Regions from separate parts of the Homo sapiens genome. Here all the other regions are linked to region 1. A link is a loop called in an ENCODE intact Hi-C map of the cell type or tissue named here. Cell type or tissue: ovary. All regions are shown on one strand. Each heading gives the region's core, and the rest is flanking DNA. Links, peaks and the distances in the headings are about the cores only. Region 1 holds the start of NMB (neuromedin B). Region 2 overlaps SLC28A1 (solute carrier family 28 member 1). Region 3 overlaps ALPK3 (alpha kinase 3).

The links. Hi-C counts contacts between places; a loop is a spot of excess contacts. Peaks named below come from ENCODE experiments on the same cell type or tissue, not always from the same donor. Only the 100,000 strongest peaks of a DNase experiment are listed, where the experiment ranks them.
Region 2: it touches region 1 in a loop (2.5-fold over the local background); 50 of 110 quality-filtered maps call a loop at or near these places.
Region 3: it touches region 1 in a loop (3-fold over the local background); 32 of 110 quality-filtered maps call a loop at or near these places.

Annotation. Positions count from the first base shown.
Region 1 is chr15:84,656,099-84,666,412 of GRCh38, reverse strand. NMB (neuromedin B) reads left to right here and starts at 8,214. Exons shown (of 3, transcript NM_021077.4): 1 at 8,214-8,417; 2 at 9,065-9,237. The coding sequence starts at 8,261. RefSeq lists a silencer at 8,099-8,258. In ovary, for the core only: a CTCF peak has its summit at 7,984 (motif pointing right); a DNase peak (open chromatin) is centred at 8,042; H3K4me3 peaks cover 1,048 bases; H3K27ac peaks cover 1,712 bases.
Region 2 is chr15:84,908,183-84,918,496 of GRCh38, reverse strand. It overlaps SLC28A1 (solute carrier family 28 member 1), which reads right to left. Exons shown (of 19, transcript NM_004213.5): 9 at 9,702-9,779. Among named protein-coding and RNA genes, the nearest start is that of SLC28A1, 29 kb to the right of the region's middle. RefSeq lists an enhancer at 2,980-3,179. In ovary, for the core only: no CTCF peak of the experiment used is centred there; a DNase peak (open chromatin) is centred at 6,036; H3K27ac peaks cover 2,500 bases.
Region 3 is chr15:84,818,487-84,828,800 of GRCh38, reverse strand. ALPK3 (alpha kinase 3) reads right to left here. Exons shown (of 14, transcript NM_020778.5): 2 at 5,433-5,471; 3 at 1,196-1,317. Among named protein-coding and RNA genes, the nearest start is that of ALPK3, 6.3 kb to the right of the region's middle. RefSeq lists enhancers at 1,340-1,840, 8,628-9,157, 9,158-9,689. In ovary, for the core only: no CTCF peak of the experiment used is centred there; a DNase peak (open chromatin) is centred at 4,394; H3K27ac peaks cover 2,233 bases.

The sequences.
Region 1 (10,314 bases), core at 6,882-9,381:
CTTAGGCTTAGGCTGTTGTGTCTTCTTTCTTGATGGGAGAAGTATTGGCATGTATCATTTTTCTTAAGGAATCACAGGCTTCCTTCTTAGAGACCCAGGGCTTGGAATAGAGAAATTCTCTGTTATCCTGAGTACATTTCTTAGTATTTGCATAAGCCTTTTACCAAGTCTAGCTAACCTCTCAGAACGTGGCATGGAGGCTGATTTCAGAATCTGAGGGCTGGGCCTCTTCTTATGACATTTTCCACTGTTAAACTTCAGAGATGACCCAGCTGGTTCTAGCTAGGTAAATGGATGTCTACCTTCATCAAGCAGCTCTTTCACTCAGGATGGCCTGTTCAGGTTGTTTTGTAGCCAGGTATATCTTCACCACTACTGTCTCTTGCTAGAACAGTAAGTAATACAAGGTAGGCTTTCAGAAGTAAAATAGCAAATATGACCCTTCACACACAACTATGGTGGGTGTGAAGCCACCATAGTTATTGCCATTCAATTAGCAAATAAAACCTCTCTGGATATAGAAAGAATGCTGTGTAACCAAAAAGCATTATCAAAACTAGAATGCGCAGGGCTTACCAAAAAATGGTGAAGATGTTGCCTTCCATGTGTCATTCTAGGTCCTAAGGATTTTTCCAGCTGCACTCTCACCAGACATCACATTCTTGCACCCTGGACGTTGGTCTTACGGTACAGACATTCTGTCTTTGTTTATGCTGGTCACTCTGCCTGGAGTGCCTGGTCACTTCCCTACCTACTGAAAGCTTTCTCATTCATTTAGCAGACATTTATTGAGCATCTGCTCTGTGCCAGATTTTGGGCTAGGCCCTGGGGATACCAAGATGATGGATAAGACTATGTCCCTCCTGGTCAGTACCTTAACAGGGGCAATGGACATTAACAGATTTTTCCACATAGGATCTTAAGTATAATTATATTCTTCCCACAATCACAAAAAAATAAGTAAATAAATAAAAATAAGTGCAATGATAGAGATGCTCAGGGAGCTCCAGAGAGGAGTGTTTCTTACTCCGGATGGAGCTTCTGAGCCCATGTCATGCTTCCTGCTCTGCACTGTCCCGTACTTTGTTCGTGCTCCTCTCGAACATTGCCCTCAGAGTGGTTTGCCTTATGTGTGTCTCTCTCCCCCACCAGAGGGTCGGCTCCTGGAGGGCATTAAGACAGAGTCAGTCTCTGATTCATCCTTTGATATCTGCTAGTCCCTATTGCAGTGCTTTGCATATTTTAAACTTATTTATACTCTCTTGTTCATAAAGATACCTCCAGTACTATGTGATGAAATAGAAAATAATTGAAGAATTCAGGTTGAGAGAAATGTGGGAGGAGAAAAGGATGAAATCAGAGGTGAGGAGGCCGGGCACAGTGGCTCACGCCTGTAATCCCAGCACTTTGGGAGGTTGAGGCAGGCAGAACACTTGAGGTCAGGAGTTCAAGACCATCCTGGGCAACATAGTGAAATGCCGTTTCTACTAAAAATACAAAAATTAGCCAGGCGTAGTAGCCATCACTTGTAATCCCAGCTACTTGGGAGGCTGAGGCAGGAGAATCTTTTGAACCTGGGAGGCGGAAGTTGCAGTGAGCCAAGATCGCACCACTGCACTCCAGTGTGGGCGACAGAGCAAGAGTCCATCTCAAAAAAAAAAAAGAAAAAGAAAGTAAAGAAAGAAATCAGAGGTGAGGTTAGTACCTACAGGACATATCAAAAGATTCTGTTGTCTACTGGAATAGATCCATAGCTTTGGCTCTCAGTCCTTAGCTGCTAATGCAAAGAGGTTCGGAACTAGTCATTTATGTGCTTTATGGAATGGGTATAAAATGAAATTAAAAGAAAAAACTTATAATGTATCTGAAAACCAAGAAATTTCTTAACTGTGCTGCGTGACTTTTTTTTTTTACAATAACCCCTGTACTAATTAGTCTAATGATAGAGCTATTTCAGCGAATGTTCCAGTGTAGGTATAGTTCGGCAACTTTTGCAGAAAAGGTACTTCACAAAAGACCATCTACCCATCTAAACCAGGAATCTTCAACTTTCCTGTAGAACAGCGTTCCTTAATCTTAAAACTCATGGCCTCTTTTGGGAAACAAAAATCTCATACCTCCTCTTCATTCTGAGAAACACCCTTCCACCGCGCCAGTCTATAATATCCAACCTCTTATCCTCATCAGCCAAGAGTATTTGATCTTGCGTTCTCTTAAGTTTGTATTATAGAAACGATAATAACTTCTTTCCCATATACAGTTATTATTATATTGAATATGACTTTCAAACTGTATATTCTATCCTTGTTCTACCAATCTTAGGCATTTCTGAAATTCCACCTACTCTTTTTTTTTTTTTTTGACACGGAGTTTCACTCTTGTCGCCCAGGCTGGAGTGCAATGGAGCAATCTTGGCTTACTGTAACCTCTGTCTCCTGGGTTCGAGTGATTCTCCTGCCTCAGCCTCCCAAGTAGCTGGGAATACAGGCATCTGCCACCACACCCAGCTAGGTTTTTGGTATTTTTAGTAGAGACAGGGTTTCACCATGTTGGCCACGCTGGTCTCAAACTCCTGAGCTCAGGTGATCCACCCGCCTAGGCCTCCCAAAGTGTGAGGATTACAGGTATGGGCCACTGTGCCCAAATTCCACCTACTCTTTTTTTTTTTTTTTTTTTTGTTTGTTTGTGAGACTCCGCACTTTGCCTAGGCTGGAGTGCCATGGAGCAATCTCCACTCACTGCAACCTCCGCTTCCTGGGTTAAAGCAGTTCTCCTGTCTCAGCCTCCCAAGTAGCTGGGATTCAGATGCTCACCACCATGCCCAGCTAATTTTTGTTATTTTTACTAGAGACGGGGTTTCACCATGTTGGCCAGGGTGGTCTTGAACTCCTGACCTCAGGTGATCCGCCCACCTCGGCCTCCCAAAGTGCTGGGATTACAGGCGTGAGCCACTGTGCCCGGCCCCAACCTACTCTTATTAAGAATCATTTCTCTAAAACTGTTACTTTAATTGGCCTGTCTACTTAGATTGGTAAGCTGTATTCCAGATTTAATTCAAGGAGTCTAGTTAGAAGAATTTATACTAGACTTAATGTCAGGCAAGTAAGTAAATTGGCTAGCATCAAGCTTTGATCAAAGCTCTCAGCCTGACAACTTATTTAAGCCAAAATAGAATGCTGTGTAGAATCCTTTTTCTTGGAATTGGTCAAGAGTTGAGGTAGATGGGCTGACATTTTAGTTTATCAATTTTTGATGTAATAGGCATTTTTGCCAGAGCCAGGCACTGTTGTGTCAACACCATGGCTGTTATCCAGGGAACTTTTTCCCCCTCTGAGATGGGCTTCATATTTAAAGCAGGCTTTGCTTTTCCCAGGTCGAGCTAATAATAGTGAGTATTTAGAATATGCCAGGGGCTCTTCTAAGTGCTTTATAGTTTATAACAAACTTTTACCTTCTCTATTTAATGAACCTTCTAAATGACCTTCATTTTATAAAAGAGAGAAACCAGGAGAAGTTCAGGGATTTGTCCAGAGTTTTCTGGTCCATGCATGGCAGAGCCAGATTTCAAGTCTGTTGCTTTTACCATGTCACAATGCTGGATGTCATAACCCAGTCCTTTTACCTTTGTAAAGTCTATTGAAATTATTTTATTTGCAATAAATTCCACAATTGCAAAGCCCTTGGGAATTCTTCTTTAGAGGCTCTAGGTTTTTCTTGTGCAGAATTGCTCAGATTATTAGTCTCTTAGAAATAGTGAGATTCTGTGGCAGATTTCCAAGCATTTAAACCTCTTTGGAGATTAAAGAGTATTCATTCCAGTTACAGAAATGTCCCCTAACATATGTGAATATTACTCCCAAATAATTAAGAATGCTGGGCCTGGGGCTTCTCACTTCCTTAGGTTTTCATAGCTTTCCTGAGTACTGCATCAGTTAGCTGATCAGCAGCCTTTGTTTTTTAGCCACCATTGGAGTCATGATCACGTTCTCATTAGGTGTAGGTATTTTCTTTTTTTCAAATATTGCCTTTAAGAAAACATTTTGTTAGCCGGGCGCAGTGGAAGCTGAGACAGGAGAATTGCTTGAGCCTGAGAGGTAGAGGTTGCAGTGAGCTGAAATCATGCCATTGCACTCCAGCCTGGGCAACAGAGCAAGACCTTGTCTCAAAAAAAAATAAATAAATAAAAATTAAAAAAAAAAACTTTTGTATTTTGGCAATTTTGATTTACTAAAGATTTCCTTCTTGAGGTTACTGTTCTGATTTTATAGGTAATCCCTATGCGTTCCCTCTGAGTTTAAGAAATTGTATCCAATATCCCTGATTTTCCCTTAAAGATTCTGCTGTTTTCCTGGTTCTCTGGTCCCTTCTTCACTCTGAAAGTAAAGAGTAGGGCCTGAGATATCCCAGGATGTTTCTCTTCATCTCCCCAGCCCATACAGTTGGAGATTGTGCTCAAAGATTTGCCAAAATAGAGATTTTACACCAAGCCTGTCCAACCCGCGGCCCTCGGGCCACATGCGGCCCAGTAGGTTTTTTTTTTTTTTTTTTTTTTTTTTTTTTTTTTTTTTTTTGAGACGGAGTTTCTCTCTTTTTGCCCAGGTTGGAGTGCAATGGCACGATCTCGGCTCACTGCAATCTCCGCCTCCTGGGTTCAAGAGATTCTCCTGCCTCAGCCTCCCGAGTAGCTGGGACTACAGGCACCCGCCACCACACCCGGCTAATTTTTTGTATTTTTAGTAGAGACGGGGTTTCACCATGTTAGCCAGGATGGTCTCGGTCTCCTGACCTCGTGATCCATCCGCCTCAGCCTCCCAAAGTGCTGAGATTACAGGCGTGAGCCACCACGTCCGGCCACGGCCCAGTAGCTTTGGATGTAGCCCAACACACATTCGTAAGCTTTCCTAAAGCAGTAAGAGATTATTTTGTGTGTGACTTTTTTTTTTTTTTAAGCTCATCGGCTATCATTAATGTTAGTGTATTTTATGTGTGGCCCAAGACAATTCCTCTTCCAATGTGGCCCAGGGAAGCCAAAAGATTGAACACCCCTGTTTTACACATCCTGTTGTGACAACTCTAGGTTTCCTGTCATTTATTTTCTTTTTCTTTCTTTCTTTCTTTCTTTTTTTTTTTTTTTGTGGCGGAGTTTTGCACTTGTTGCCCAGGCTGGAGTGCAGTAGTGCGATCTTGGCTCACTGCCGCCCTGACCTCCCAGGTTCAAGTGATTCTCCTTCCTCGGCCTCCTGAGTACCTGGGATTACAGGTGCGTTGCCATCACGCCCGGTTAATTTTTGTATTTTTAGTAGAGATGAGGTTTCACCATGTTGGCCAGGTTGGTCTCGAACTCCTGCCTCAGGTGATCCGCCCATCTCAGCCTCCCAAAGTGCTAAGATTATAGGTGCGAGCCCTGGCTCCCGGCTGTAATATCCATTCTTAATCGCTATTTTTGATGAAGCAATTTTTTTATTAAAAAACTTGGTGTACTTTAAATATTTTCCTGGTGTTAGCTATGATAGGATTTGCCATGTATCTTTCACCCTTTTAGTTACCCCATGGGTTGTTTTGTGAACCTGCCTCACATTTTCTGTGCATGTCCTTGAATGTTGTAGAATCCTAGGAGGGTCGAGAGTGGGTTCTGAAGAGCTTCCCCACGTACCTCCATTCAATTCAATGCTAGCCTTTCCCCATGGAGTGGAGGCCTTTGGACTTCTCTTGCCACCAGAGTGGACTTAGGGAACAGGCAGTTGGCATTTGAGGTCCTCATGCTAAACTTAGAGCCTAGCACTCCCTTGAGCAAGCCACCTTCTCCCCTGTGCCTCCCATTTTTTTCCCTAAGGTGAGTGCTCCTAAGTCTGTGGAGGTGCTCCCCTGCTGTTTTCTCCAGGGTCCTCAGAGGCCCCCCCCCTTTTTTTTCTATAGTAGGCTGACAGAGCAAATGGTTCCAAGGGTGCCTGGGGCCAGCCTCAGAGCTGTGGCTGCAGCTGTGAACCCAGGCTGTGTCAGAGGAAGCTTGGCTTAAGTATAAATAACCTTAGCAGAACTCAAGGTCCAGTCACCTGTGGAAGAGAGGTGAAACTCGAAATGCAGTGCCCACTCCCTCTCCCTCCTGAGATACATAAACACAACTTGGTGTTGAAATTTGAGATGGTACAATGGGAGTGGGTGTGGTTTAGGGAGAGTTGTATCTGCCCTGCATAGATTTGGGGGCCTGATGCAGTGGTCCAGACAGACCTGAAATCTGATTCCAGTGGGACTTCTGGGAAAGTGGCTAAACCTCTTAGCCTGTTCCCACCTATAAAAATGAGGAGACAGAAACCTACCAAATAAGATTCCTTCAAGCATTTAAGTGATGCAGCACTCAATCAATACCAGCTTCTGTGTGTTCACGCTAATTTCTATTATCCATGGACTAGAGAAGATAGGATGGGGGTTTGATGGATGCAGAGGAGAGGGAGGGGGGTCACAAAGGAATGATTACCGGAAGGTGATAAGAGCTATATCTGTACACCATGGCTAAGCTGTGACAAGAAAGCAGAGAGGTGTAAATGCCAGGGTGGGAGGTGAGAAGCAAGGAGATTGGGGGGAAAGCCAGGGCCAGAAATGAAACGTCCCTGTCCTGTGTGTCATGCTCCTGGAAGCTGGGCCTCCAGCTGGGTATGACAGCCAGTTTTTCATGTGAGCTTCCCCTTCTAGGATGAGGATCCACAGAGCTAGCAACCTTGCTGAGCTAGATACTAAGCAAGAGTCCTAGAAGCAGGTCCCATTATCAAGCCAGATGGGAGTAGGTTCTGGTACGGCCACTCTGTTCCGTGTTCCAGAGGTATCCAGAGTCCAAGGGGTGGTCTGCACCCCCGCTCCTCCATCACTCTCTCCTTTGTGTACTTGTCTCTCCAATGAGATGGTTAACTCCCTTGGGAGCAAGGAATTATCTGTCGCCCCTCTTCTTGTGTCTAGTGTAGTGCTCTGAACAATGGGTTTCAGTTAATTAAGCAAACATAAATGTATTCTTCTGGAGCACAGTGTTTTCCTCTGCTCATTATATGATACCACTTATCCAGAAGTTCTTTCCAAGAAAGTCCAGACAGCTCCTGGGGAGAACAAAGTGCCAGGTGTGAGAGGGCAGGTCCTACAGAATTGTTGCTTCCGGCCACAGAGTACTTATGCTAAAACATGTAAAAGTATTAAAATTAGGGCAGTGTGGTTATTACCATTTTACAGTTGAAGAAAGTGAGGTTCAGCCGGGTCACAGCTTGTACATGGACTCCTGGGTGCAGTGCAGTCCTGGGTGCAGTGCTCTTTCCACTTTCTTGACCCAGAGGTCTGCTTCCTGCCCATAAGCCAGGCCCTCCAGCTGGATGCCCGTTCCTCAGAAGCGGCCCTTTGTCCCACCCTCCATCATTCTGCATTCCCATTCTGAGCACCTACTGTGTGCCAGAACATTTCCAGACTGTGATGCTGGCTGTGAGAGGGCAGAGAGCAAGGTGAACACGGGTCAGATTCCCCCAAAGGGCGGAGGTGATGGGGATTAGTTTATGGAAGTCCTTTGGTGCCTAGCACTTGGCTGGACACTGTAAAAATGCCTCTGTTAGCCTGGGAAACCTAGCGACATCCAGTCTCTTGGAAAGAAAAAAAAAAAAAGCCAGGCATGAAGGCGTGTGCCTGTGGTCCCAGCTTCTGGGGAGGCTGAGGCTTGAGCCCAGCCCTGGAGGTTGAGTTTGCAGTGAGCCGTGATCGCGCCACCGCACTCCAACCTGCGCGATACTGCCAGATCCTGTCTCAGAAAAAAAAAAAAAAAAAAAAAAAAAAGCCTGTTACCCGGGAGGAGAGCTCCTCGCCCGACCTCTACCCTCATGAAGAGAGGCTCAGAGGGCTGAAGTGCCTATTTGGCCGAAAGCCGTGGCAGAGTGGCAAGGCAGGGCCAGGGGAAGCGGCTCCGCCGCCGGGGCCGGGCCCCTGTTTGGCCGGTGCCCGGTCCTTAGCCTGAAGGTGGCGGGCTTCCGCCAGAAGCCCCTGGCGGAAGCGGTGCCCGCGTGCGGGCCAGAGTGTGGGTGTGCAGGTCTCTGGGCGGCCCAAAGGGGGTGCCCCTGCCTGGTAACCTAGCGGGAGGGTGGGGACGGCGGGGAGGGCGGCGGGCGCGGGGCACGGCTCCGCTGCTCAGGGCAGGCTCCGCCCCCAGGGGCGCGGATTTAAAAGGATCGAAGGCAGCCCCGGAGCCCAGCGGCCGGGAAGCGCGCCCGAACGAAGCCGCGGCCCGGGCACAGCCATGGCCCGGCGGGCGGGGGGCGCTCGGATGTTCGGCAGCCTCCTGCTCTTCGCCCTGCTCGCTGCCGGCGTCGCCCCGCTCAGCTGGGATCTCCCGGAGCCCCGCAGCCGAGCCAGCAAGATCCGAGTGCACTCGCGAGGCAACCTCTGGGCCACCGGTAAGTCTTTGGGGACGGAGCAAGCAAGCGCCCCTCATCCAGTTCAGACCCCATTTCCTTCTCAACCCTCTGGCCGCTCCTCAGCCACGGACACTAGTGTCGGAGCAGGTGGAAAACCCTGGGGCTCATCTAATTTAATAGATATGTACTTGAGACCCGGACAGGTCAGTGACTTGGCTAAGGTCGCGCAGCCAGTTTAAGACAGGGCTGGGCTAGATCCTAAATCCCACTGCCAGCCGGTGCCCCTTACCTTAGGCGAGACTTAACCGAATCTTCTAACCGCTGGTGTGTTTTTGCTGCACCTCCACTTTCCAGGCGCCTCTTCACTCTCCACTTCCTACCCTGCCCTTTTTCGTCCCTTGTCCAAGCAGCCCACACAACTAGCAGAGTTTCTCCCTGGCCCTGGACCATCCCACCTTCCTGCCAGCTGTGCCATCCTCTCTACCTGTTCAGGAAAAGCTGAGGGAGCAGGCTTTGCCACCACCCAGACACCTTTGTGGCTCCTTGGTGAGGTGGAAGCACCAAGAGGAGGAAGGTTAAGTGTCTTCCCGCTACAAGAACGGAAACGTGGGAGAGATGAGGAACTTTTCCTCTGAGGTAGGATCCTGGCTGCTTGACTTCCTTGTGCCTGGACACCTCCTTTCCAGGTCACTTCATGGGCAAGAAGAGTCTGGAGCCTTCCAGCCCATCCCCATTGGGGACAGCTCCCCACACCTCCCTGAGGGACCAGCGACTGCAGCTGAGTCATGATCTGCTCGGAATCCTCCTGCTAAAGAAGGCTCTGGGCGTGAGCCTCAGCCGCCCCGCACCCCAAATCCAGGTGAGCCGGGCCCCTGCTCCAATGTCAGGAGGGCCCAGCTGGGGCCATCCCCGGATCCTGCATGGGAGGAATTACCACCCAGTACTGTATTAGGGTGTGACTGTCTGACTAGGACATTATGGGTGTGGACCCCAGAAAGCCAGGTTTCCAGGCTTTTCCCTCTTGAGGCAGAGCTCAAAGGAGGAACAGTCCAAAGAAAGGAAGCTGACCTTCCCAGTAGACCCCATGGGGCAAGAAGTAGGGAAAGAAGTTCCCCTGACTCATCACCCAGTCTAAAGTAACAGACTGGGATCATCAGCCTTTTGGAGCAGGACCTTTCTCCCCCAGTCTACACAGTCTTGTCCCACCCATGCTGTTCCCTGCTGCATTAGTCAAGTCCACCTTTGCTGTGTCCTGTGTATGCTTGTGGCCGGAATGGGACCCTGAGGCCCAGAGAGGGAAAGAGAAGTCAGCAGCCAAGACAGAGTCTGGACCTTGTTCACCTGGACTGGAGCTCTTCCCATTCTCTCATCTGCCTCAGTATCCAGTGGTAGGGTTTAGCAACTTCAGTACATTTGACGTTCTAGGCTGAATCACTGTTTCTTGTGAGGGCTGACGTGTGCATCATGGGATGTTTGGCAGCATCCCTGGTCTCTACATACTAGATGCCAGTAGCATCTTTCCCCCCCATCAAGTTGTGACAACTGAAAAGACCTCCAGACATCACCAGATGTCTGCTGGGGGAGAGGGCCCCAAATCATTATTGGTTGTCAGTCACTGATCTATGGGATTCAAGACTCCAAAGCTGGAGCCAAGCTAGCCTCAAGGTATAGCCCCGCTGAGTGGCAACTCCTTCATTCCCTGCTCCTGGTGCTGTCCTTACTGCACACCACCCTCCCTGGTCCTGCTGCTGTGTGCAGAAGGCAGTGTGATGTGGTAGAATGTGGGTTTTGACTACAACGTGCTGGGCTCATAACCTAGCTACTTAGTAGCTGTATGACCTTAGAAATGTCCCTTAACTTCTCTAAAGCCTCAATATTCTTCACCCATAAAATGAAGATAATAAGGCCCATCTCCCATTAAATGAGACCATTTATG
Region 2 (10,314 bases), core at 4,632-7,131, 250 kb before region 1:
AGGTTAGAGGCAGGCAGGATGCAGGGTGCCAGGCGGGGCCCAGGAGACCCCAGACAGCCCACTCCATCCCAGGCCTTGCCACTCAGATGCCTGACAGGATCCGGGAAGATGCTCTGAGATCAGTGCATGAAGTCCCAGGGTTCCACATGCAGGGCCTCTTTGGAGGCAGCCTTGTCCTCTCGGCTCCCCTCTAAATAGTGACCAGCCGCCAGACCACCCCCTCTCCTCAGCACAGGTAGGCCTGTGCTGTGGTAGGGTGGGGCCTGAGTGTACCACTTTTATCTCCTGCTTCTTTGTCTCTAAAAGGGGAGTAAAATGCCCACATCTGAGGGTCGTTGTGAAGGTGGCAGTGTGCACCCTTCTCCATGAGCTCAATCCTTGGCCTCAGACTCTGGCCTTAACCTCCCTCTCATGCTTTGGGCCTGAATGAGGGGACCCTCATCATTTTGGTGCTCCACTTCTGCTCAGCACCAACATGCTCAGAATTAGGCTTATCCCGGACCTGAGCCAGCATCTCCTCCCATCACCCCATTTCCTATTATTAGTACCAGGCTTAACACTCCTCTTCCTTCACTCCAAGCTCACCCATTCTCCCTTTAGAATTTCTCTCACACCCATTCCCTCTTTTCCAGGCCCATGGAAAAGGAGGTTGCTTTTCTGCACCCTAGTCTTTCTTTACTGTAGTCTGATGTTTAGTAACAAACTGGCAAAAAATGGAGAGGTCTTTTAGTGGAAGACTAGTTTCATCACCTAGGATACAGACATACCCTAGTGCACTAAAGGTCAGGAAACAAGAATGCAGAAGCTCTCTATGGGCAGCTGTGGACTGATTTCCAAGATATGTTGTTAAATGAAAAAAGAGAAGGTGTACCACAAGAGTGTATGCTATGCTGTTATGTGGGTTTAAGAAGGGGGTGGGGGGTAGCCATGCATGATGGCACATGTCTATAGTCCCAGCTACTCAGGAGGCTGAGGCAAGAGGATTGCTTGAGCCCAGGAGTTCAAGGCCAGGCTGGGCAACATCGTAAGGTCCCCTACCTCTCCAAAAGCATGTGTGTGAGGGGCGTTGTGTGTGATCTTGTATAGGCACAGGAATCATTAGAAGGATGTGCAAGAGGCCAGCAACAGCAGGTGCCTTGGGGAGGGAACTGAGTGCCTTGGGGGCCAGGGATGAAAGGAAGTTTTCTTTTTTACCTTATACCCTTTTGTGTTGGAATGTTTGCTCTATTCTGTGTCCTGTGTTCCCAACAGTTTAAAATAGTCATGTAGAACTGGTAATAGCATGGGAGCAGTCTTATGCTACAATGTTAAATGGGAAAATTGGAATATTAAAATTATAGAAAGAAGCACTCCCAAATAGCCAAAGGATTTGTTTCTATGTGCTGGGGCTATGGAAATGTTGTTTTCTTTTTTCTTTATTTCTGAATTTCTCATCTGTTCCTACCTTTTTTATTTATTTTTTTTTTTTTGAGACAGAATCTCACTCTGTTGCCCAGGCTGGAGTACAGTGGTACGATCTCGGCTCACTACAGCCTCCGCCTCCTGGGTTCAAGTGATTCTCCTGCCTCAGCCTCCCAAGTAGCTGGGATTACAGGCGCTTGCTGCCACACCCAGCTAATTTTTGTATTTTTAGTAGAGACAAGGTTTCACCATGTTGGCCAGGCTGGTCTCGAGCTCCTGACCTCAAGTGATCTGCCCACCCCATTCTCCCAAAGTGCTGAGATTACAGGCGTGAGCCACTGTGCCCAGTTGTTCCTAGAATTTTCAATAATAGGTGGACATTTCTCAAGGGAAGGAGCATAGGCAGGAGAGGTTTGTGGGAAGATCAGTTTGGCTTTGAACTTTGAATTTGAGATGCCTGTGGAATACCAAGTGGGCAGCTGGATAAAAGGGTTAGGGACATCTGGGCCAGGCTTTGGCTTGGGGCTCTTTCATAAGAAGTACAGGTTGGCCCAGCATGGTGGTTCATGCCTGTAATCCCAGCACTTTGGGAGGCCGAGGCAGGAGGATTGCTTGAGCTCAGGAGTTTGAGACCAGCCTAGGAAACAAAGCAAGGCCCCCATCTCTACATAAACAAATTTTTTTTTAACAGCTATGTATGGTGGCACACACATGTGGTTCCAACTGCTCTGGAGGCTGAAGTGGGAGGATTACTGGATTCCAGGAGTTCGAGGCTGCAGTAAGTCATGATCATGCCACTGCACTACAGCCCAGACAACAGAGTAAGACCCCATGTTTGAAAAAAAAAAAAAAAAAGTAATCCCAGCACTTTGGGAGGCCGAGGCAGGTGGATCATTTGAGGTCAGGAGTTCGAGACCAGCCTGGCCAACATGGTGAAACCCCATCTCTACTAAAAATAGAAAAAAATAAGCCAGGGGTAGTGGCGGGTGCCTGTAATCCCAGCTACTCGGAAGGCTGAGGCATGAGAATCGCTTGAACCCGGGAGGCAGAGGTTGCAGTGAGCCGAGATCATCCGACTGCACTCCAGCCTGGGGTGACAGAGTGAGACCCTGTCTAAAATAATAATAATAATAAGAAGAAGAACAACAACAACAACAACAACAACAGGTTGAGGTGGCTGGTGGATGCAATTCACTGCAGAAATAGCCCTGAGTGAGAAGAACAGGAGCTAAGGACAGGGCCCTGTGGTCAGTGTGTCATTAAAGGGTGAGAGGGGAAGGAGGAGCCTGTGAAGGAGACAAAGAAATAGCCAAGGGCTGGAGGACGGCCAGAAGAGAGGCAGGATGGAAACCGAGGGGCAGCTTTTCAAGAAGGGATAGTCACTAGCACTGTGTCAGGGGCATCAGAGAACTCTGGAACGGTAAGGACTGAGCCAGACCCCTGGGACTTAGCAACTTGGAGGCACCCATGATCTAGGTGAGAGCAGTGTCAGAGGAAGCGTGGGGACTGAGGCTGATGTCAGTGAGCCAAGGTGGAAGTGAGACATGAAGAAGGGGAGACCACAAGAATGGACAGCCCTTGCAAGAAGCAGCACTGTGCTCACTGCCGGAGACTGGTGAGGGCCCGGCAAGGGCTGCTTTTATTTTTTAAGGAGGGAGAGTCTTGAGCAACCAAATTTAGGCTCTAGTTCAAAGTGAACTGGGATTACAGAATGGACCCTGAAGAGAATGGAGATTCTGCCCGGGCAGCTGGGAGGCAAGCCCTGCTGAGGCCTTTTCTTTCTCCTGTCCCTTCCCAGACCAATGCTGCAGGTTGTATCTGGACTTGCTCTGCTGTCATCTGTCACCAACTTCCCTGTGGTGGGGAAGTCACCCGACAGAGAACACCAGAACTGTGCCCCGTGACTCCTCCTCCCGCCTGGGGCTAGAAACACCTCCAGCACGGGTAGGATGACATCATCCCACACTCCTGGGACTGAGATGCAGAGAGAGTCACGTACTGTCTAGACTGCTTGTCCAGTGGATCCTGAGAGGGACTGCAGGGCAGCTAGCAGGCCTGCAGGGATGGGCCCACGCCAGGAAGGAGAGTGCCCGGGGCATCAGGACCCCACTGCAGCATTGGGACTTTCTCCTGCCAGCAATCAAAAGATTTTCTATCTGTGAGACGGAGAATGGTAGAAGAGAAGCTATGTTTTGGATTAAGTGGGGCCTGTCTAGGGAGGGGAGGGGAATGAAAGAGAAAAGAGGTGGCCCCAATTTTCTAAGGTAGGATAGAATATTAAATAAGGTCCCTGTGGCCAATATCATCTTACAGCCCAGGAAACACCTCTGGGGCCTGCAGGATGTGAGGTGGCAGAACAGGGCAGCAGCTCGAGGCAGTGCTGCTGTGGAAAGGGGAGGCAAGTGCCATTAAATTCCACTGTGTGCCAACCACGAGGGCTTGTCCTGGGCCAGGTCCCTAATATGTGGGGACTCATGAATCCTCATAGCATCTGTGGTGGATGTAACTGTCGCCACTTCACAAATGGGCACACGGAGGCTGTGAGATCTTGGCTACCCACCCGAGGTCACACACCTGCAAAGAGGCAGATGCATTTCCCAGCCACCATGCAGATTGCCAAGGTCCTGCCATGCCCCTTGGGAGGTTTGCCCTGGGAACAGTCCTGGAGGCTTGTTTCTCTGCCTTCAGGGGCAGCATGCATCCCTGCTGGAAACTGAATGTCTGTGTCCCCCTAAATTCATATATTGAAACCAAATTCCCTAGGTGATGGTATTAGGAGGTGGAGCCTTTGGGGGTGATTAGGTTATGAGGGTGGAGCCCTCATGAATGGGATTAGTGCCGTTGTAAAAGAGGCACAGTGGCTCACGCCTGTAATCCCAGCATTTTGGGAGGCTGAGGCCAGAGGATCCCTTGAGTTCAGGAGTTCAAGACCAGCCTCGGCAATATAGTGAGACCCTGTATCTACCAAAATTCAAAAAAATTAGCTGGGCATGGTGGCATGTGCCTGCAGTCCCAGCTATTCTGGAGGCTGAGGCAGGAGGATCACTTGAGCCAAGGAGATGGAGGCTGCAGTGAGCAGTGATCACACTACTGCACTCCAGCCTGGGCAACAGAGTGAGATCCTGTCTCAAAAAAATAAAAATAAAAAATAAAAGAGGCTCCAGAGAGCTCCCTCACCTCTTTTACCATGTGAGGACACAGACGACCAAGTAGGCAGAGAGCAAAGTGGGCCTCAACAGAATTCAACCTTGCAGGGACACTGATCTCAGACTTCCAGCCTCTAGAAGTGTGAGAAATAAATTTCTGTTGCTTGTAACCACCCAGTTTATGGCCTCCTGGATGGACTAAGGCAGTCCCCTTCAAGGAAGAGCCAAGTAAGTCCTGACCACTGCCTTGTAGAAATGGCTTTGGAGGCTGGTCCTGCTAGTACCATAACTCAAGGAAGAAGGAAATTCTAGCTCTTCTAGGCCAGTGGTTCTCAGCACGTGGACCAGCAGCATCCTTTGAGAATTTGCTAAAAATATTTTGGATTTAATAGGTCTACAGTGGGGCCTGATGTTTGGCCTTTCCAGATGCTGCTGGTGCAGCTGACCTGGACACCACACTCTGACAACCACAGCCCTGGAGACTAGATTAGACGCTCTGAGCAAACTTCATCACCTGGGCCAAGAAACAGGCTTTGAAGGCCAGATAAACCCCACTAAGGACATGGCCTGCCCCCTCCTCTCCCTGGAGGAAGCTGAGCCAGGGCTCCTGCTGACTTTCTAAGGCTGTCTGGGCAAACCCTCATGTCTCCAGACCCCAAGGCTTGAGCACTGTCGACAGTGCCCTGTCACCAGCCCCAGGCCACAGTGAGCCACTAAAACCCAAAGCTGGAAGATGCTCGGGGCAGCAGCTGTGGTGCACACTGTACCAGTACCACCGCCAGAAAGTGGAAGGGACTCATCTCCAAGTCCAGAGTAGCTGCATTTCTGGCTGTAACCTAGCTACGCCTCCTGATTTCCTGTTTGTGCCATCCCTTTGCCCAGAATGGCCTCAGCATTTTGCCCCTCATTCCCATTTCTGCCTGGATCCTGGGTTTTCAACAAGATGCCTCCTGCCTCGGCTGTCCCATCTCCCTTCTTTCAGCCATCCCACCCCAGGCTTCATTTACTTCCCATTCCCTTCACCGAAAACCATGCTCACTAAGGTTACCAGTTACCCCTTAACTACCAAATCCAATGATACCTTTTGGTCCTTATTTGATCTGTGTGTGTGTGTGTGTGTGTGTGTGTGTGTGTGTGTGTGTGCGCGCGCGCAAAATTTGGCACTGTTGACCACTGGGGACTGCAGAGTCTATATCAGACATCCCGAAACTCTCAGGAGATGAAGACATTTTCCTTGACCCTAGGGGTTCCTCCAGAGAAAATCTGAGCAGCACTGCTAAGCTTAGCAGTGGGTGCTTGTTCCAGAGGCTAGAACAATAGTGAAAGAATGAGAGTCTGCTCCCGGGTCAGCCAGACCCAGGGGAGTATGATCATGCGGGTGGAAAGTTACTAGAAGGGAGACAGAGCCAAGGTGGAATGACTAATCCAGCTGATACAGCCAAGGGGTGACTGCCACGTCCACTGTGCTGGACTCCAGGTCCAGGGCAAGCTGAGGGCTGAAGAAGCCCTAGGGAGAGACTTTACTTCCCCCCAGAAGAGAGCAGCTGGACCATGGCCCAGCAGGAAGCAGCTTGGATTCTGAAAATCTGAGTGAGCTCAGAGAAGACTTCCCCAGACTGAAACTGGCCAAAGGCCTTGGACTAGGTCTGTATGATTCATAGAAAGAATAGAGAGAACTTCCTGAGTCTTCTGTTCAGCTCAGCATTCAACAAAACCACCCCTACCTTGAGGGCAAATCCCAATAATATGTGTGTGATATAGGGGAGAGGGGGAGGCTGAATAAAATGTTGTGATTAGTGAGAAAGAGAATTCTGTGGCCACAGAGCATTTATCCTAGTCCTCCTTCCTCTTTCCTGGCATTGCTATGGATGGTGCATCAGCCAATACACGGTCCAGGAATTTGTCCAGAGGACAGGGCCTACCAGGGGCCAGGAAACTGCTGGTGTTTCGCTGGGAAATGCTGAGGCTGGTTAATGATAAACCCACCTCACTATCATTTTTGTCTTAACCGAACATTCAACTTCAAAGTTTTTTGCCACCACTGATACATTTTTATTTTCTTCTTCTTCTTCTTTTTTTTTTTTTTTTTTTGAGATGGAGTCTCACTCTGTTGCCTGGCCTGGAGTGCAGTGGTGCAGTCTCCGCTCACTGCAACCTCCGTCTCCCAGGTTCAAGTCATTCTCCTGCCTCAGCCTCCTGGGTAGCTGGAATTACAAGCGCCCGCCACCATGCCTGGCTAATTTTTGTATTTTTAGTAGAGATGGGGTTTCATATTGGCCAGGCTGGTCTCGAACTCCTGAACTCAAGCGATCGAACCACTTCAGCCTCCCAAAGTACTGGGATTACAGGCGTGAGCCACCACGCCCAGCCTAATGGATACATTTTTAAATGATCATTTTTGTTATTCAGAGTGCTTTTTGTATTTGGAGGAGAGACATGAGGCCGTTGATTTCTGCTGATAGTATGAGGAAGAATACATCCCTTAACCAGAAGTCCAGTGGAGGGGTTCTAGCTCTGGCTCTGCGCCAACTCACTGTGCCATTGCGGCCAACACACTGCTCCTGTCTGGAGCTTGGCTGGACCATCAGTAATACAAAAGGGAGGCCGCAACACCACTGAGCTCCCTCCTGGTACCAATGGTCAAGGAATCCATGATTCTAAAGGGTGATTCAGGGAGAGATGCAAGCAGCAGGTGTGTACACATCCTTCCAGAGAGGGAGGCAGGCTGGGAGGAGACATAGCTAATGTGGCCAGGGGGCAGACACAGAGGCAAGCCCAGCAATGACGCAGGAGAGACGCGGGCCAGTGGTGGGCGGGGGAAGGCGCTCTGGCGGACAGCAGCTGCGTGGCCCGCCGGGCACCTCTTCCCCTGCTTTTTGGCTAACGAGGCTTTAATTTCCCTTTGGGAAACAGCTTACCTGCCTATCCACTGAACTCTGCCCTGCACTGTGGACACGCCAGCACATTCTCACCTCCATGCTTTGCCCATGCCATTTCCTCTTCCTGCCTAGCTCAGTCTGTCCAAATCTCTTCTGTCCTAAACTCCATGTCAAATGCTGCCTCCTCAAGGAGTCTCCCTCACGGTCTCTTATTAGAAGAATCTCTCCTTATACGCACTCCTCAGGCCCCTCCGTTACTGCACTTGAACGCAGCTGCCTGGGGAGGTTGAACTGCAGAGTGTCGGGTGTGTGTGTTTTTGTTTTGTTTTGTTTTGTTTTGTTGAGATGCAGTTTCGCTCTTGTTGCCCAGGCTGGAGTGCAATGGCATGATCTCAGCTCACTGCAACCTCTGCCTCCTGGGTTCAAGCGATTCTCCTGCCTCAGCCTCCCAAGTAGCTGGGATTACAGGCATGCACCACCACACTTGGCTAATTTTGTATTTTTAGTAGAGATGGGGTTTCTCCATGTTGGTCAGGCTGGTCTCAAACTCCCAACCTCAAGTGATCCGCCTGCCTCAGCCTCCCAAAGTGCTAGGATTACAGGCATGAGCCACCGCGCCCAGCTGAGTGTGTGTGTTTTAAAGTGTAAGAAGCTGCGGGAGCCTCCCTGCCTGGGTGGACGCCAGAGGTCACCCTGAAGCAGACCTTACTTGTCTTTTCTGAAACTTCGGGTACCCCCGCATTGGTTATGCAAAGGTAAGGGAGCAGCTGCTCGTTACCCTAAAGGAATATGGTATTAGGGGCCTTTGCGGGGCTGACATAGGCTCCCCCTCCCAATATTCTCCCTATGCAGAACTGGTCTCAGAAAACATGATGGGCAAATTTGCCCAGGGGGCAAGAAGACTTCAGAGAAGATAGGAACCTGGGCCCCTCCCTTTCCTCCTAGGGCTGACGATGTTAGACTGGACATTCCCTAGGAGTCTGCTGGCACAAGAGATGCTAAGGCTCCAAGGGGAGCTCACCAGAGGTCAGGGTCAGGGTCAGGGGTAGGCAGGAGGGTCTGAACTCATGATCTGGCTCAACGCCAGCCCAGAAGTCCATAGCTAAGTCCATGGCTTGGGCCAAAAGTCTCCTGGGTCCAAGACCCCCAGCAGGGTGGGGAGACTCTGGGAACAGTGGCCAGCATAATGAAAAACAGAAGAAACCTCTGGAACCTGCACATGGGGTCTTGCATAGCAGCTCCATGGTGATGGCGGTCCCGGATGTACCAGAGTGGGCAGCCCTGATTTCCCTCTCAGTGCCACGCATCAGTGGCAGAAAACTGGGGCCAACTACTGGGTGAGTGGGGCCCAGGTCTCTCTCTTCTGCCTGGCAAGGGAGCTTAAGCCTAGAGCAAGCTGGTCTTAGACAGTTGGAGTGTAAGACAGGCAGAGGAGGGCTACACTAGAGTTCTTACTAAACAAGCCATTTCGGTGCTTAAACAATGAACTAGGGAAAAAAGAATACAACCACAGCTCCACCCAGAACAGTGAAGCAGTCCCACCAGTAGCATCCTCATCCTCCGCACAGGCTGACCTGTTTTTAAATTAGGGTTGGGGCTCCACCATTAGACAATAAGGTCTTTGAAACAGAACAGTGCCTTTATCTCCATTTCCCCTATAATATTTTGCAGTGCAGTAAATGTACAATAGATTTTTGTTGGAAGAAAGAAAGGAAGGATGGATGGAGGCTGGGAGGGAGGGAAAGTGGGATCGTAGGTTGAGGAGGTCACAAAGGAGGGAGCTATTGCAGCGGGACTAGTAAGGGCTGGCTTCCTGGCAGAGGTGGCCTGTGAGGGGCCCTGAAGGAGGAGCGCCTGAGAGGATCATTTGAGCCTAAGCCTTCCTGGAAACTGCTCTTTCTGGGCCCAGAGTCTCTGCAGCACATCAGGGACTAAGGTCTCAGCAGGAGCTGTCCCCATGACCCCTACCCCCACTTCTTGTCCTCAGCTACTCAGTAATTCTATAATTTGGAGGTTCATCTCTAAAAAAAAAAACATACAGAAATATCTTACTTTTGCAAATTTTACAAAATATAGCAAAAACATCTCATGAGGTGAACATTGCTGGGCTCCTCCCGGGCCCCAGGCTTAAGGTTCACTAACTTCCCAGTACGGCGACCTCTGCCCACAGGACTCCTCCCCTCCACCTGGGCCCCCACCATGCCCAGACTCCCCTCTAGCTGGAGTCGCTGGGCGGTGGCTGCTAAAGGCCTCTGGGACCCTGAGTCAAGCTGACCTGAAAGGCAAAGACATCCTTGACCAGCGCCTCCCCAAACACGAAGCTGGAGCCAGCCTTCGTGTAGCTCAGGAAGATCTGAAAGAAAAAAGCAAAACAAACAAAAACAGGCAGTGAGGCTGGGAAGGGAGGAGGGAGGAAGCAGCGGCCAGAGACAGGCGGGTTGGCCCAGGGACGTAGTCCCCCCAGGCCCTTATCCGGGGGGGGGCACCACCTGGCAAGGTGCGTTAAAGCTGCTGTCACGGGCACTCACTCCTAAGCATATTTGCCAAAGAGACACCTTTTTGGTCAATTTTAAAGATATGCTCTGCAGGCTGGGTGCAGTGGCTCACACCTGTAATCTCAGCACTTTGGGAGGCTGAGGCAGGCGGATCACCTGAGGTCAGGAGTTCGAAACCAGCTTGGCAAACATGGTGAAACCCCATATCTGCTAAAAATACAAAAATTACCTGAGCATGGTGGTGGGCACCTGTAATCCCAGCTACTTGGGAGGCTGAGGCAGGAGAATCGCTTGAACCCGGGAGGCAGAGGTTGCAGTGAGCCAAGATTGCGCCACTGCACTGCAGCCTGGGCAACAGAGCGAGACTCTGTCTCAAAAAAAAAAAAAAAAAAA
Region 3 (10,314 bases), core at 2,837-5,336, 170 kb before region 1:
CTTCCTCCTTGGTAAAATTTGACTAAAAATAGCACTTACTTCATAGGGATTTGTAAGAATGCAATGACAATGGAAACAGACAACTTGCGAAATTCACCATACGCCATACAAAGGTATGGGATGCACACCTATGTCGCTCGGAGCAGAGAGTGTTCTCAGTCTGCAGCTCAGAGGGTTGAGTAAGGGTGAGAACTGCCCAAGTGAGAAGCTGTTTACTGGCTGGGGTAATCAAGTCCGCCAGAATTCACAGCTGGAAACCACGAATGACCTTGACTTACAGAAACAACAGGCTCTCCAGAGGGAGCCTGGGCCTGGGATCTAATAGCTGCACAGCTGGGAGGGGTGGGTACCCATTTGTGGGTCCTGCGGGCCCTGAGGCTGGTCAGGTTGGAGTCTCTACTGGGTGATCTGGGGGAGAGGCAATGTCTGGAACCACCCTCCCAGCACTCCCACCCATTATCTTCCCCTTCCAAGGAGTATCACTCTGCTTCCTATTCTGCCAAACGGTTGCTTCAAATTCCATCACGAAGCTCAGTGAAATGCAAGTAACAGTCAGTTTCTAACTCTTATGTGGTACTTACTGTACATAAGGTACTACTCCAAACACTTTGCATGTATTAACTCATTCAGTCTCAAATAACCCTATGAAGTGCATCCTATCATTATCCCCACTTTACAGATGAGGCAGCTGAGAGGTTATATAACGTGCTCAGTAACATCATTGGAAAGGGGATGAGCCAGGACTCCAAGCCAGGCAGTCTGCCTCCAGGGTCTGTAGTCAGAATCACCACATGCAATTCTCCTCTCAGGCTTGAGACTCCCAACCTTCAAATTACTCAACTATAACATGGGGATACTCAGGGAGATGGCCTCAAAGATCTCTTTCCATTGGAGTACTTCTTTTCTTGCAACAAATAAGGCCATTAGTCATGGATGTATCCCTGAGGGTCAGGAACCTTCACTGAGGACAGGTTCTGAAGAAGAGTAGGGTATATATGTGGCTCCAGAATGGGGGAAGCAAGGGGCACCAGCCCACACAGGGATGTTAAACTAGAGAGAAAGCTCAGAAAGTAAATGTCACCTCACGTAGTTTTGTGCACACAGCCCGCCACCCCACCATTCCTGTCCTCACAGCCTCCTTGGACCCTGCTCTGTGCAGAGGCCCTGGCATGGAGCATACAGACAGCATCCTTACCTGTGACGATGCAGGTGAACCTGACGTCGCTGTCCTCGGACACAGACCGGGACTTGAGCGTGGTCTCAAATAGCGGCTGGGTCTCCTCTGTGAGCTGAGCAATGATGGAGCAGAAGGTGCTCCTAAGAGAGGCAAAGAGCTATTCAGAGCTGGCCTTCCCCACAACAAACAGCACAGCCTGGCCTGTCCAAGGCAGCTTCCGTCTTACCATGCCTGCCCATCTTCCTGTGGCCAGAGCTGCAGCACCCCGGCAAGTCTTTCTTCAAGGCAGCTTGTGCCTCTTGGCCAGGCTGGGGCCAGGTATCAAGGGGTTGAATGGAATCCTGGCCCAGACCCATTACAATAGGCAAGCTACTGACCATGGGCCAGGCTCCTGAGCATGCCAGTCTACAAGCCCAGGTGTCCCATCCCATCATTGTTTGAGGGGCCTTACTTCACCCTGCACCTTTCATCTCCAGGGACACTGGTGCATGAGGGAGACACACAGATAAGTAGGTCAAGCCTCAGAGATGGAGCCCCCAGCATAGCAGAGCCTTCATTCATGCCAAGAGGGGAAGGCCAGCCAACCCTCAGTGATTCAAGGGTCCTAAGAGCACAGGAGCCTCTCCTAGAGCTTGGGCTCAGAAAAAAAGCTCCTACATTTGTGAGTGCAGACCCACAATGGACAAAGAATAAGCTGGCCAATGCTAGGGGTCTAGACCCAAGGGGGGACTCTAATTCATAAGGGTATCAGAAAGGAGAGACCCAGCCGAAATGGGGCTGGGAAGCAGCCTTGGAAAGCCAGCTGTGGCTCCCCTGCTCCATCCCTGGATACCACATGCTGAAGTGAAACATGGTTGGCTGCTCCAGGACCAACCAGCAGGAGTGCCAAACCACAAACGGATCCACCCCTGCAAAAGCCAGAACTTTTAGTTCCCTTCTCCAGTCCATCTCCCAGATTTCAGGGGCATCAGTAAGCACTGAGTCCAGTACAAACTCACCAACAATGCTCAGGCTTACAGTCTTCTCCTTCCTGGGCCCAGGAAGCAAACTACCATGCCAAACCCTTTCAAGGGCCAGCAGAGACACAGTGCGTTCCTAGGTGTGAAGCGCCACCTGAAGGCAGGTTGTGTGGTGCACAAGCCGTGCCCGGCCCTCCCTCCCCAGGCACACATCCCATTGTGAGCGGCAGAGAGGACTGTGAGGGGGCAAAGGGAAGAGAAGCAGGAGAAACTGTAGTGAGAAAGACACATCATTCAAAGGTGCCTTTCCCTGTGCCTTAGAGGAAGGGATGGTCACCCAAGGGCAATGTTTGTCTGTCCATGGCCTCTCTGCCAGGGGCTAAGAGAGTCTGTGGAAGCAGAAGCAAACAGGATCTAGAACCCTCCACTTTGTGGGGAGGGATTCCACATTCGATGTATCTTTTCTGTGAATATTATTCTAGACTTGAGTTTGAGGAGAAGGGTTGTACCCCAGAGAATATCTGGAATCAAGTAAGACTTCTGAACTGATGGGGTTCCTGCTGTGGTTTCACCACAGGAATGTAGATACCTGGGCATTCATGGAGTTGACAAGGGCCCTCCCCCACAAAGATCACCCATAAAGGGGATCCCAATCTCACATACCTGAACATTTGAGCTGGGTCTGCAGTTAGACATGTTCTGTAACACTCCCTACAACCTTCCCTTGCCTACAACTCATCTGTGCAATAAGCTTCTTTTCCTTTTCTTCTTAAGCCACTCAGAAATAGAGGGTCCTCAGGGCCTAGGCTATTAACTCCCTGAACACTCAGGAAGTGTTAATATCTGAAAACGTTTCTTGCTGCTATCATACTAACAGCAATTTCTGATTTGGGGAAATATCAAATCTCAATCAACACTTTCCAGAAACCACCAGGCTAAACATAATCCTACTTCCATGAGTCTGCAATTAATTCAAACCATCCCTAATTATGTCCTCCCTGCATAATTTGAATCCTATCTCATCCATGACCTTGAGCCTGGATCCAATATTCAGCTTAAGCTCCTAGGTATGAAGCCGCCTGGACAAGTCTAAGGAAATCATTTCAGCTACTGGATAAGTGAGACAACAGGGAAACTATGTTTTAAGAAAATTTGCAGAGACAAATGCTCATGCTAGATAATGAAAAACAGGCCAGGTGCAGTGGGTCACGCCTGTAATCCCAGCACTTTGGGAGGCTGAGGCTGGCGGATCACGAGGTCAAGAGATCGAGACCAGCCTGGCCAATGTGGTGAAACCCCGTCTCTACTAAAAATACAAAAATTAGCCAGGCGTGGTGGCAGGCGCCTGTAGTCCCAGCTACTCGGGAGGCTGAGGCAGGAGAATCACTTGAACCTGGCAGGCAGAGGTTGCAGTGAGCCGAGATCACGCCACTGCACTCCAGCCTGGTGACAGAGAGAGATGCCTCAAAAAAAAAATAATAATAAAATAAAAACAAGTAGTTATTTTACTTCACCATTCTTTTTGAATGGAAAAGAACATATCTTCTCAAACTTTCCACATTAGGTCCTAAGCTGTATTATAAAAAAATGTTTACATTAGAAAATAAGTAACAGCTGAAAGGGTGGCTAGCTGAAAGCCTTCTCTTTCAGGGAAGTGGGTTTGGGGTACATTTGGAGGCACAGGGAGAGTCACTGTATATACTGTCATGTTCTGCTGAATGTCATACAGCTTCTCGTTGCCACAAGCTTTCTGTCCCCGTCCTCCAAACCATTCGAATGTGGGATGGACTCTGAGTGTGCTGCACCCTATACCCTGGAAAGCCAGGAAGTCCACACATCTGGAAATGGTCTTGTCCAACCCTGACAAGTCCTTCCAACTCCATGACTTCACAAGGATATCACAGACTAATCATATGTCTCTAAAGAACACCAGAATCATTGGTTTTCATGATGTTCAGTGGAACCTAACCTCGCCCTTAGGTAAGGTTTGGTTTGCCCAGGTCGTCTCCTGTCAACGCTTACCACACTCCACTTGGAATTAGTTGTGATATCCTCAGTTCCACCCATGAGCCACACAGAACAAAGTCTCCTCAGTGTTCATCCCCATCAAGGACCATGGACATAGTAGTTGCTAATCATGTCTGTAAACATTAGCTATTTAGAAACCAGTTAGCTATTCTGAAATCTTTTTCTGTGTGAAGAAACTGTAGCTAGCTCTCCCCAAAACTATCAGAGTCTGGGATGAGGCCCAAGTGGTGGGAAGTAGCCAGGAAATGTTCCCATTTTGATTGTAACAGTCAGTTCAGCCAAGGGTAAAGAGCTGTCCTCAGTTCAGGAGGCAAGAAGACAGTCATTCACCCAGCAAACCTGGACCATGAGCCTGCCCAGACCTTGCCCTGACTCTGCAGCAGATTCAGAGAATAAGCTATGCAGGAATACATTAACGTGGTATTCTCTGATCTCACAGAGTTCACAGTCTTCAGGGATGGGGAGGAACCAAAGGAAAGGAAAATTCAGAGAAAGAGGAGGTAAAAGGAGAACTTAAATGACTGCAGAAAAAAATTTTAAAAGGCAGTTACCATGGTTAGAAGAAGATAGACAATAAGGTATCACACCTAGGTATGTGGTTACAAAAAACATGAAAACCTAGAATTGGGGCCAGGCACAGTGGCTTACGCCTGTAATCCCAGCACTTTAGGAAGCCAAGGCAGGAGGATCCCTTGGAGCCAGGAGTTCAAGACCAGGGAACACAGTGAGACTCTGTCTCTACAAGAAAATTTTTAAAAATTAGCCAGGCATCATGGTGCATGCCTGTAGTCCCCGCTACTCAGAAGGCTGAGGCAGGAGGATCCCTTGAGGCCAGGAGTTCAAGGCTACAGGGAGCCATTGCACTCCAGCCTGGGCAACATGACAGAGCAAGACCCTGTCCCTAAGAAATAAAAAACCTAGGATGGGGAAGAGGTGGGTCATGTGACATGACTCATGGCTCTCTGTTCTGTTCCCATGGTGTCTCCTAGGGACACAGAGATGTCATTGCAGGCATCTCAGAGACCCCTGCCCATATTTCTATTCCTGAGATCCTGTGCCCATCTCAAATGGCCCATGCAAGCATCAACTCTGGCCCCCTGTGAGAGCCATGTTCACCTGAGTACCTTCTTGCACTCTCCCCACCCACCCTCCAGCTCTCCCCTCACCCCATGCAGCCTGGTTAGTGCACGAGCAGACACTCAGTGGCCCCTCAATGCCCAGACCCAAGGAAAAAGCAGTCAGAGAAATGTAGTGCAATATGCATTTACCTTCCAGAGCTGGGGTGAGACAACCGGTTGCTTGATAAGCTAAGCAAAAACAGCAAATGGAATCATTAGGCCAAAAAAGCAAGAAGGAAGTAGGCGAAATCAACAGTCGCAAACTATTAATCGGCCACCATCTGGGGCCCAGAAGCCTTTCTATTAAAAGGGACCAGCTGTCTTAGTTGGCCTGCTCCATTTAGCAACTGGCCTGACCACCGGACACCAATGTATCTGAAACCAAGAGCTCATTAAATGCAGCAGAGTCCAGGAAAATGGTTAGGCAGGAAGGAGGCCCTTTGGGGCTGTGCTTTGAGAAAGGTGTGTCCCAGGCATTTGGGTCACTGCCCCCAAGAGGGAGGCTTACAGCTGCCTGGCATGTTTCCCCACCCCACAGCACACCAGCCTGGGGGCAAGCTCCTGCTTCAATTCTTGGCCTTTGGGAGAAAAGAGCCCCATTCCTGGAAATCCCCTGAGAGGCTAGGAGAGACAGGTGGCTTGGAGAACACCCATCATTAATATGTTAAAGTATGGTTAAAGAGGCCACACAAGGCAAACCAGCTGGGAGAGTGAAAAAGAGAAAAACAAGGCAGTTAATTCAGCAGGAGCTGGGAGGCACCCAGCTCCATGGTCCACACAAGGCCCATTCTGCCTGAGGCCCCAATCATCTCTCTTGCCTGGGGCAGCTAGGAAAGGCCACTGTGTAGGGCACTAGGATGAGGACCCACACAGGACCGCCCCTTAGTGGAGTCTAGCCCACTTACTATGAGCCAACTGTTCCCTCTCCCTCCTCCTTTCCTGATACAAAAATCTCCAGTGGGGACCTGGATCCCAGCTCCTTGAGAGATGTCAGAGGTCACCCCATCCACACTCCCTTCGGCTGTCCCTATCATGAGAAGAGCTCTCCCTTCCTTCCCAGCAGCCCAGCCTGTTCAATGGTGCTCACGGTCTATGTCTCTAACCATAAGAAAGCTCTATGAGGATCCCATCTCTTTATAACCACAACACCAAACCCATCCTTTTCCCTAAAACCTGGCTTCACCCCTAACCCCGGGCTCCTGGGTTGGTAGATACCTCCAGCATTCTCCCAAACTCCTAAGCTCAAAACCTGCCATCTTGGACTACTTCTTCTCCAACCCCAAATCCAGTCCGCACAATTCTTGGCCCTTGTTTCTCCCTTCCTCTCTGCTCTTGTTGTTGCACTACAGTCTAGACCCTCATGGCTCCACATTTGATGACCACCTCAGCCCCCTCTCCTTAACCCCTCATATAACCCACTTCTCTAACAAAATGCTGCAGTCCCCCAGTGTAGAGGACGCTGAGTCTCCACTCCTTAACTGGGTTGGTAGGGCCCTCCCTGATCTACTCACACTCCCGCTGCAACCAGATTCCCTCTACTTCCCAATGCTCCGGCGCCACCACAGCCAGGCCTGTCCCTTATCAGCATGAACAGTCCTTCCTGACCCCTGAGCCTTCCCTTTTGTCCTCCCTGTTTGGAAAGTCCTTCCTCCCTCCTACTGCTCAACTAAATCCTGCCCATCCAGCCTTCAAACCTAGTTCTTGTAGCTTCTGTGGCTCCTAGTGCAGTGCTGCACAGACGATGGGTATTTAACTGCTGTTCTATAGAAGGGAGAGAGAGAGAGAGGAAGAAAAAGAAAGAGGAGGAAAGTACAGTGGGGGACCTGGGGGAGGGAGAGAGGTCAGGGGAGAGAAAGGCATTTTTCAAGCAGGAAGGGTGCTGCCCCCGAGAGGGAGCTGCTGCTCCAGAAAAGATGGAAAGGAGCGTGCTAGAGTGCAGCTGCCTCTGCTCAGAGCTTTAAAAATCCTCTGGAGGCCGCGTGGGCAGAACCTCCCATGGTTCCAAGGCACTGGCCAACTCCATCCTTTCCTGACCATAAATTTCATTTGTCCCTCTCTTTCAGGATTGGGAGATTTCTTCTTCTTTGGGTCTGGACTTCTTCCCTGGGAAGGAGAGGGGGAGAGTTAGCTTTCTAATTCAGAGAGGAAAATGACAAGTTCCACCTGCATGTTGGTCAAGAAGTGAGCTGGGACAGAGGACCCCTCCCCCAGCTCTGCTGCTCCTGGACCAACCGCCCTGCCCTCTCTAGGCCTCGCCCTTACATTGTTAGTCAGGTCAGGAGAAACCCTGAACTAATGGAGGCACCTGGTCTTCAGAAGGTGGGAGACCTGCCTGTGCCCTGCTGGCTGGGCCACAGCTAGGCTCAGGGCTGTCACCCAGGCAGGGGAGCTCCCCATTTACTGCCTCTGAGGGGGAGCTGAATGAGAGGCATCAAACATTGGGGCAGAAAAGCTTTAAAGAGTTCTTCGTGCCACCTTCATCTCACAAAATGGGAATTCATACATAAGCAGAATAGAAGAAAAAAAAAGGGTTGGAGGTGGGTTGGAATTCAGGGCCCAGAAAGGAAAGGTCTCCTCATAAAGGAGTGAAGTTAGGACTGAGCACAGTGGCTCATGCCTATAATCCCAACACTTTGTGGGGCTGAGGTAAGAGGATCGCTGGAGCCCAGGAGTTCAAGATCAACCTCGGTGATATAGCAAGACCCCATCTTTATAAAAAATAAATAATTAAAATCTAAACCGGGCATGGTGGCTCATGCCTGTAATCCCAGCACTTTGGGAGGCCGAGGCAGGCAGTTCACCTGAGGTCAGGAGTTCAAGACCAGCCTGGCCAACAGGATGAAATCCCGTCTCTGCTAAAAATACAAAAATTAGCCGGGTGCGGTGGCAGGCGTCTGTAATCTCAGACTACTCGGGAGGTTGAGGCAGGAAGATCACTTGAACCTGGGAGGCGGAGGTTGCAGTGAACAGAGATCACGCCACTGCACTCCAGCCTGGGTGTCAGAGCAAGACTCCATCTCAAAAAAAAAACACACTAAAATAATAAATACATAAAAGAGTGAAGTAGGCTACGGAAAACTAGAACTGACCACGAAAGCTGGGGGCCTCCATCCCTCCTGGCTTTCATCTAGTCTGGGACATAAAAGGCCTTTGGACAGTCCTGGCCTGATACCTCAGGTTCCCTAAAAGCCCTAGACAGCCTGGCTGACCCATGCTGAACAGCAGAGCTTGTTTCAAAGCTGTCTGTAGTAACATCATAGGTTCTGTGACTTCTCTGAGCCCACCTGGACCAGGGCCTCCAAGAATCCAGGGGGCAGGGGTTTCTGGAACTTCTGAGTGTCCCATAAAAGCTAATTAATCATAACTGCTTCAAAAAAAAAATCAAAACTGCTTCTACTCAATTTTGGCCCCTTAACTTCTCTAGCCTACCCACATCTCACTGTTCTATGGGGGTGAGGTCCTAGATGCCGGGTGACCTGGGGGCTGGGCCTACAGTTTGGTGGGACTATCTGCATGTGAGACCTCTGACCCCAGTGGGCATTGGAAATATTCTTGCACCGACATGGACTGGAAACCCTTTCAGAGCTGTGGGACAGAGAGAGGTGCATAGGGAGATAGGTTCTGGGCCATCCACCAAGGCCTCTGGTGTCCATCAGCTCAGCTGTCCATCAGTTCCCAGGGGTAGCCCCTCCTCACAAGGGTCCATGAGAATGATGCCTGGAGAGCTCCATGACACATCTTTGTGAAGGTAGACCCAGAAGATGTTGGAGCCAAGAGTGAGTGGGGACAGAACTTGCCTCTCAGTCAGGACTCTGGCATAGTCAGGGCTCAGCTGGGCTGGAGCCAACATAGCTGGCAAAATTCTCGAGGGACTGTCTTTCTCCCTATCTCTAGGGAGCTCTCCCCACCCCCACAGGCAGTGAGGCTGTTCTGAGGGACAGCAGACAGTACGGTGGCTCCCTCCAACACAGGTCAGGCCTTACTAGAGAAGCAGGAACTGCCTCGCCTCCTCCACTCCCCACTGCAGCCCCAGTCACATTCTCCCCACTTTGGCCAAAGGCTTTTCCAGATGCCTGATAAATCTGGCTGTCCTTGTCTCTCAGAACCTCTAGGGGTCTGTGGCTAGCCAGCAGGAGCAGTAAAAAACTCTGCAGGGGCAAAACACAGCCCAAAGTCCAAAGCTTTCTCCCACTCCTGCTGTCCTGCCCCCTCCAGATACTTGATGAAAGAGACTCCTTTTAAGAACATTCCCATTTAGGTCCAAAGGGACTTAAGCCAGCCACTTCTATCCTGCCTCTAGCTCTCAGGCTGGCACAAGCTTTGTGCTCATGAGGTGTACAATTAACATTTATCTATCATACAACTGCTCAGCCAGGCAGCAGCACTATGTCCATTCTCCAGCCCTTTTCCTAAAAGCCCAGATCCCCTGCCCTCCCCATTCTGCCTGGTTTTCAAGGCACTCTTTCCTCCCTTCCTTCATTGCTGCTGTCTCCAAGAAGGACCCTGGTTCCGCCTCTTCTGTTTGTTCCACTGGTATTGACAAAGGCCAAACACAGGAGGCAAAGCCCAGACAAGTCACTGTGACAAATGTGAGGCTCCCACAAGGGAGTCAGCTTCTCTAAGGACTGGAATAAATGTCCAAATTTCATTCTGGTTTATCTGTAGAGCCAGGAGTAAGAAAAAGGGGTATTCTTTCCTGGCAGCCAGGGGCCTTGTTGAGTCTGACTCAGTCACTAACATCAGTCCTCAGCCCTGCCCCAGACATGTGACACCATTTGACGAGTTTTATGCAGAAACCGGTTCCGGTTACATTTGAACTTTCCCAACTCCAAGGTCAGTAGGACTCAGCCAATTCACGAGGAAGTGCCCAGGACTTTTCCTGAATGTCCTCGATGCCTGTTTTTATGCTGTTTTAGGAATGGAGAACAAGAGGTCTCTGGACAGCCTCTTGGAGGAATGGCCGTTTTCTGCATAATACACAAGTCAAGTTCTCAGGCTATGAAACAACCACTATCTCAACACATTTCCCTTT